Linked DNA regions of Homo sapiens: region 1 is linked to region 2. The links are chromatin contacts, found by Hi-C or POLR2A ChIA-PET in ENCODE. All regions are on one chromosome and are shown on one strand. The core of a region is the stretch at or near the end of the contact, and the rest is flanking DNA. Distances in the headings are between cores, read along the strand shown.

Region 1 (3,540 bases), core at 148-2,647, 650 kb before region 2:
AGATCAGGTGGGGCTCCATCCTGGCTCCAGGAGTGCTATAGAAGACATCACATGCTCCTAGACATTGTGGAAGTCCTGGCCCATTAGTGTAATTCCATATCCAAAGGTCACAACGATTGACTTATGCATAGCCATGTGACCCAAGTTTTTGCAATCAAAGCAAATCCAAGGATTTCTGTGGTAGTTTCAGTGTACAGAGAAGCTCCCTGAGGTCCTTTCCAGGGTCCATGTTTAGTGTTATCCTATTTCAGAAAGGCTTTAGAGGTGACTGAAAGAAGAAAAATGTTATTTGTGTTCTGTCAGAAGGTTGTCCCTTTGTTTATCAAAGATATTTCTGTCTACTTCTATAGAACAATTAAGAGGGGGTCTTCCTCCTTACCCTATTGGTTCTCCTTTTCTGGACTTTGAAATTGAGAACTTCATGGTTAGTGAAAAGATTTTGGCTAATATCTCCTCCAACCTTCAGGTTGGAGAGGCTTTGTTAGATAGCCCCTTAATAGGGTGAGAAGGAAGACCTTCCATCTCCCCTCCACGTTAGATGTAACACACTCTATACCATCCCAATGTCAGAAAGAGACCGTCATTCACTTTACTTCATTAATTCCAAAGTCCAATTTGTGAGTCTGACAATACCAATGTGCAGAGAGAATTTAGTTGTCTAGTTTGTCTATGGTAGCAGACATAATCAGAAACAATGCCCTGTATTTGAATAAGTTCATTTGTCTGAATTTGAATAAGTTTGAAATAGGAAGGCCATACTTTCTCTCTAAAGTGCTTTAAAACATGTGGAAGTGGTCACCCCTTACATAAGACAGCATATTTATATCTATCTTTAAGCATAAGTACTCCCTAAGTATTTCTTTATCTTATTTGTGAGGTAGATGTATTCAGAAACTCATCATGAGATGAAGAAAATACTCTTTGTCCATTAATTTACTCATGCATTACTTACTAAAAATAATTTCCAGGCTCCTGCCATACGCCAGACAGTTTTGTAGACACGAAGGATCCAGAGATTAGCAACACCTTTACCATTTTTGGTGACAGTTAAGCACCCATCTAAGAAGTTTTCTTTGGTGAGTGCCAAAAAGTGTAACTCCCATTCCCCCCACACCCGCGCCGCGATACGACCGCTCCACCCTAGAGTGGAGATGGAGACCAAGCACTTGGAGATCTAAATCAAGTGTCCCCAGGAGCTCAGTTGAGCGACAAAGCTGAGCAGAAAGCCCAGACTGCGGGCGCGGCAGGACCACGGAGAGCGCCGCCGCCAAGGCCTGGGCGGGGCCTGAGCTCGGGTTCCCGGGGCAATGCTCGTCTCCGTCAGCAACCCCCAGGGGGCGCTCGCGCGGAGGTTTCGGAACCAGTCTCTTGCCGGGTTGCTGGGTGCATGGGATTCGTCAGAAGGTGGAAATCTCTCTGTGAGAAGCTGCCATCTCCCCGCCACCCGCTCGTCCCCTTCTCTTTCTGCCACCCTCCTTTCCTTCCTCCCTCGCTCCACTCCACTCCCTCCCTCTTTTCTCAGTACCCTCCTCTTTACTCTCCGAGTTAACTGAGAGCCGACCTGACATCTCCAACATTTTCACCCTCTTCCCCCACCCCCATCACCGAGAATGGAGTCAGGGTTTCCGGAGAGACCGAACTCTGCTCTCAGCACCTTTCCCAGCCGCTGTTGCTAAACTGACCTCGGAGGACGAGAGGGGAAGGAGGTGCGACGCCCCTTACATCAGTACAAAACTACCACACCAACCACCTCCACTTCAAAGCCGGATTTTGCATCCTGGGGGCGGGACAGACCTCGTCCCGGGCTGAATTCTCTCTCCACTCTTCGAGATTGGCACACCCAGGTAAGTAAATGCCAACTCTTCATTCCTGTGTTCCTGGGGCGCTGTGATTGCAAAGTCTGTTGGAGCTGCTGCGTAGCAAGACCAACTTTTGAGATGCACTGGTTCTCGCTCACCTTTGCACGTTTGTCATTGCTGTTGTTGTTTTAAAAAGCAGCAGCAAGCAACGTCTTTAATCTGAAGGGACTTCCATCCCCTACCTCTCGCCTTCTGACATCCACCCAACTCGCCCAGGTGGGGTGGGGCGAATGGAGTTGGGGAGAAAGACCGCGGAGGGGAGGGGACAGCATGGCACGGGTGAGGGATAGGTCAGGGAAGTCCCGAAGGCGGAAGAAGGGGTACGGTTTTCAAAATCGGGGAAGGGGAGGGGAAGGGAGTTCTGGCTGAAGTTGCAGCTTCCTCTCTGACAGTGAGAAAGCTGTGGGACATTGTAGTCCCTTCCAATGGCTTGACCTGGCTGCGGTTGGATTCAGCCTCTCAACCTCCTCCCCCACACTTCTTACAATGAGGTTCTAATAATATTTTAGTTGCCTCTTCTCAGTGTTAAAAACTAATGAATAGGCTTGCAAGTGCTTTGATTCAACGTAGTCCTTCAGCGCTTCTTCCTCTATGGAATAAAGTAGCCAGAAGGAAAGGGGGACGGGGACAGGGGACGGGACTGGAGGGACCACTGAAACCAAGCCACAGCTGAGTAAGGAGATCACGACCCCGCGTGGTATCACAGACACACGAGAACTGTTAGGGCTGAATCCAATGGAGATAATTAGGAGGTGGTCCACGCCAAGTCAAGCGAGTGCTGATTACCATCCGGTGAGGAGCAGGCTAAACCCTGATGAAAAATGCTCCTCCTTCATCTTGGAGTAGGTGGGCTTTAAGGCCCTATTTCCCATTCTATGTTCCAAATCTGACGGCGCCCCAGGGCGCCTTGGCGGATTGCCTTTCAGCCCCAGAACCTGCTAGGCTCCAGGGAAAGTCACAGGCGGCAGAGATGATCCAAGGGGCGCAAATCTATGAAGGGCTTGATGTGGGTGGTTGGGAAGTGGAGGGGGGAAAGGTGAGCAGAGTGAGGCGGGAGGGGGCTAGGGAAGCGAGAGTGCTCTGGGAAGCTTTGCAAGAGAGACATCTGAGAACCTCTCCCTCTACACACACACACACACACACACAGACACACACACACACTCACACACTCTCACAGGATTTCAGTGACTTGTGGGAAAAGATGCCTCAGCACCTTTACACCCTGTGTTCAAAACTATGCAAAACCAACTCTTCATCCTCTTGCTGCTTTGCCAGGGATTTTAAAAGCACTGTTCTGGTTTTTCTTGGCTCACTTGGTTTTGTTTCCTGAACAGCACTTTTGAGCTGTCCAAGATACTTTAATATGTTATCTTTAAATGAAACTAAATCCTGCTCATTCGCGCGCCCCCGCGCGCACACATACACAGGCGTACACAATTACCTTAACTTCAAATAAAGTGTTCTTTTCTCCATACTCTTCTATTCCCTTAACAATCCCTGTTCTCAAAGGCCTTTGTGTTTTATTTTCTGCTTTATAACAAAACAAAAAAACAAACACCCACCGTCCTATGACACAGGTGTTTTGAATCCATGTCAATTTTTGTAGTTAGTATATGCTGGTTAAACCACATAGCATATCCCCCAAAAAGCCAGAGGCAAGCAAAAACTTAATTTGATGCCC
Region 2 (3,519 bases), core at 757-3,256:
GGTACACACTTCTCCTTCTTTTCATCTGGTATCATGTATCATCTCTCAGATCCAATAAGAAAACATTCCCACGTCCTTCCCTCCCTCCCTAGTACCAAGGTCCTCATCTCAGTTTTCATGGGTCCATGGAGGGCTGCCTCTAGTGATGAGCTGGAATCTTAAGGCCTGAAATAGAGCCAGACTGCAGCAGTCCCAAGTCCTGGAGAGCTTCAAGTAACTGCTCCCGCGCAGAGCCAATAAAGGAATTCTCCAGGAAGGTAGGCAGGCCTCCTACACCATCCCGCAGGGTATACAGGGGCACTCGCACCAGGCCCAGCACCTGTAAAAGGAAGGAGACAGGAGACACTAGGGCCCCAGGTGGCTCATTCCCTTAACTCCATCCTTTCTCCAGCAGATCAGGCCTCACCCCTTAATACTCCAGCAGAACCAGGCCCAAGGCTCACACCTCACTAAAGCCTAGTGGCCCAACCTTCTGCAGGAAAATGACCCAAAACATATTATCTAGCTCTATCAATTAATCTTTCCCACATCTGCTTCTAAACCTCTAGTGGCTACTGCCTCAAAGATGTATTCATACCCTTTCACCAGTGGTTGTCAAAATGTGGTCCTCAGATTATTTGCATCAGCATTATTTGGGAACTTTTGAAAACTACAAATTCTCAGGTTTCCTCTCCCCCCGCCCCACCACCAATGCAGGAATGCTGAGAGAAATCGCTATTTTAATAAGACGCCCCGATGATTCTGCTACCTGCCAAATTTTGAGAACCACCTTCATACATAATCTATCTACTAGCCCTGCCTGAAATATCAGGGCCACATCTCCTACACAAGAAAAGCAAACCCCAAGAATAAAACCTAGGTTGCCACACCTAGATAATGTGATAATCTATCACACTGTCAATAGGGAACAGCAGAGAGACATGGATGAGTGTGTTCTAGAAAGGATCTCTCCTGGTAAAGGGTGGGAAAGACCTTTACAGAAAGCCCAGGTTGGCAGTACTAATTCAGAGTATAGATGATCACGATCCCAACTCCACCAAGAAAGCTGGGGAGAGGGCAAGGTCAGAGGGGCAAAGACTTTTCTCCAGGGATGCTTTCTTGGGGGAGAGAAAGCTTTGGGAGAAGAGGAAATTGGGAAAGGGACAGAGTCCCAGGCTGGTCCCACCTCCAGCCCGTGGTCCTTGGCGCGTGTTGCGCCGGCCTCCACAGCCAACAGCTCCTCGAGCGTCAGACGCTTGGCATAGAAGTGGGCCACAACGCGTGGCCCTGACCCGACGTGGGAGCTGCGGTAGTCAGTGCGCTCCACGCGGAAAGCGGCAGCCGCTTCGCCCAGCTCCTCGCGCAGCTCGCGGTTCAGCCCGTCCTCTAGGCTTCTGTCCTGCGTGTCCACGAATCCGCCGGGGAAGCCCAGGCGTCCATCGAAGCGCATCTGCATCTGCGGGAGGGGGAAGCGGGGATTGGCAGGGGCGCCCCAGAGGAGACCACCAGAGAGGGTGCGGGGCTCAGGCAGAAAGTGGCCGGGCGCGCCCCCTTCTCACCAGTATGGCGTAGCGCAGCGGGATGCGGCCGAAGAGCATCCCAGGGTCCGGCGCGTAGAGGAGAGCGTGGCACGCATGACGCCAGCCCGACCCCAGCGCCAGGGCCTCGCCTAGCTCCAGCCTGCGGGCTCCGGCCATGGCCGGACACTGCTCCTCTGCTGTCCCGAAGGCCCAATGGGCAGAGGGGCGGGTCTCACCTCGGACCAATCCGAGCCTGGGCGGTGCTGCAAGGCCCAATCCCTGCAGGGATAAGGGGAGGAACCTAGGCGCCTGGGGGCGGGGCGCCGCGACCGGTGCGGGAGGCAGCTAATCAGGGCGGGGCTTGCAGACCGGGTTGAAGTCCAGGGCCCAGGAACCCTAGGGTAACCGAAAGCAGCCTCTGGGTTGGGCCTGCGGTGGGGCGGGGCTAGAGGTGTGGCCGCGCCCTAAACCTGGCGCAAGGCCGGTACCTAAAGGCTCCTGGGAGCCAAAAGAGCAAGTCAGGGAACTAGCTTTGGTTGGGTTCGGTGGTACACAAAGCACAAGGCCTGGGTTGGGGTTAGGAGGAAATGAGACTTGCGGCGGGTCGGGGCTGAAGATGTGGCAGCGCCCTGAACCTGGAGAAAGGCTGGTACGTAAACGCCTGCGTCGCAATCTGGAGTCAGCTGGAGTGTCCCGGCAGGTGAGGAAGAGCTGGGGCGCTCAGTTGAGTGCTGGGAGCCAAAGAAGTAATAACTACCTTTGGTTGGGTGTGGTGGTACACAAAGCACAAGGCCTGGGTGGGGGTTAGGAGGAAATGAGGCAGGGTTGGCCTCAGACACCAAGGCCTATCCTAGGGAAATGGAGATGGACAGGCGCCATGGTCTGACAACTATCTTGAGTGGTGAAATTGAGGGGACTTGGTGACTGAGTGAATGGGGAAGAGGGAGCGCTGGGCTAGTGGTGGTTCCGAGTTTCCTGGATGTGGTGTCATTTTCTGAGAGGGGGAGAGTAGGAGAAGGGTGAGCAGTGATAAGTGTAGTTCTAAGGAATTGGGGTGGCCATAGGCAGTGGGCAGCTGATCGTGGGGGTCTGACGCACAGGGAGTGGCACATAGAGAAGTCACAGGGCAGTGAGATTTTCAGGGGAAGGGTGGGGGTGGAAGGAGCTGTGAGTGAAATCCTGTGGCACAGGACTGGGAGTGAGGAGGGGTGAGAGATAGAAGAAGCCTCCTAGGCTTTCTAGTCTTTCCCTCAAACCCCCTCAGACCTCTGAGCTATGAAGGAGGGTGGGTTACCCTACCACAAGGGCAGAGGCCTACTCAGGGCCTGATGCTGAGATGCAGGATCCCTCACTCCAGGCCAGGCCTTCCCCACCCTGCAGAGCGCCCCTACACCAGGTGTCGATATTGATTATGCAATAGAAAGCAGGAGGCAGCTCCTTGAGGGGGGCTGGGCATAAACTCACAGCCTGTAAGTGACGGCATATGGTGGGAAAGAGTCCGGACCCACCCAGAAACAGGTTTGTGACCTTAACAAGTCACTTAACTCTCTCAGATCCCAGCAGCTCATCTGTTAAGTGGAGATGATACCAACCTATTAGGGATGTTGAGATATGTTAGGCACTTAGAACAGTGCCAGGCAGAAAGTAAATGTAGCCATTCTTGGAGTTGAGGGTTGGGGCACAGTGCTATGTCTTACGTTGAGGAGCCAGGGCTGGGCACATACCTATAATCCCAGCACTGTGAGAGGCGAGGTGAGAGGATCATTCAAGGTCATGAATTTGAGACCAGTCTGGGCAACATAGCGAGACCCCGTCTCTACAAAAAATAATAATAATAAATAAAGACCCAAGTGTTGGAACTGAGCTGCACTCATCACGCTCCAGTGTTTGAAGGAGGGATGAGCTGTATGACATCATCTTTCCTAGCTTAGTCTTCTGCGTTGTGGGGCAGGGATATTATCTAATAACATGAAGCAACTGCATTAAAGTGATGAGTCTGTAGGTGTGATACAATTGTCAC

Evidence for each region. A loop is a pair of places that touch in the nucleus more often than their neighbours do. ChIA-PET counts read pairs that join two places held with the same protein, here RNA polymerase II (POLR2A). Pooled maps may share reads with other maps.
Region 1: a map with no recorded cell type shows a loop between it and region 2 (10-fold over the local background). The contact joins the promoter of CPNE4 here to the promoter of NUDT16-DT in region 2. A Hi-C loop is called at or near these places in 1 of 37 single-sample maps with no recorded cell type and 6 of 50 pooled maps. POLR2A ChIA-PET finds 5 or more read pairs at or near these places in 1 of 52 experiments (WTC11).

The regions. Positions count from the first base shown.
Region 1 is chr3:132,032,871-132,036,410 of GRCh38, reverse strand. It overlaps CPNE4 (copine 4), which reads left to right and starts at 1,397. Exons shown (of 16, transcript NM_130808.3): 1 at 1,397-1,844. RefSeq lists a silencer at 1,173-1,272 and an enhancer at 1,648-1,817.
Region 2 is chr3:131,379,962-131,383,480 of GRCh38, reverse strand. It overlaps NUDT16-DT (NUDT16 divergent transcript), which reads left to right and starts at 2,006. Exons shown (of 4, transcript NR_038976.1): 1 at 2,006-2,148. NUDT16 (nudix hydrolase 16) reads right to left here and starts at 1,707. Exons shown (of 3, transcript NM_152395.3): 1 at 1,539-1,707; 2 at 1,166-1,435; 3 at 1-319. The coding sequence starts at 1,676. The coding sequence ends at 140. RefSeq lists enhancers at 699-1,267, 1,268-1,837, 2,129-2,398 and a silencer at 1,719-2,018.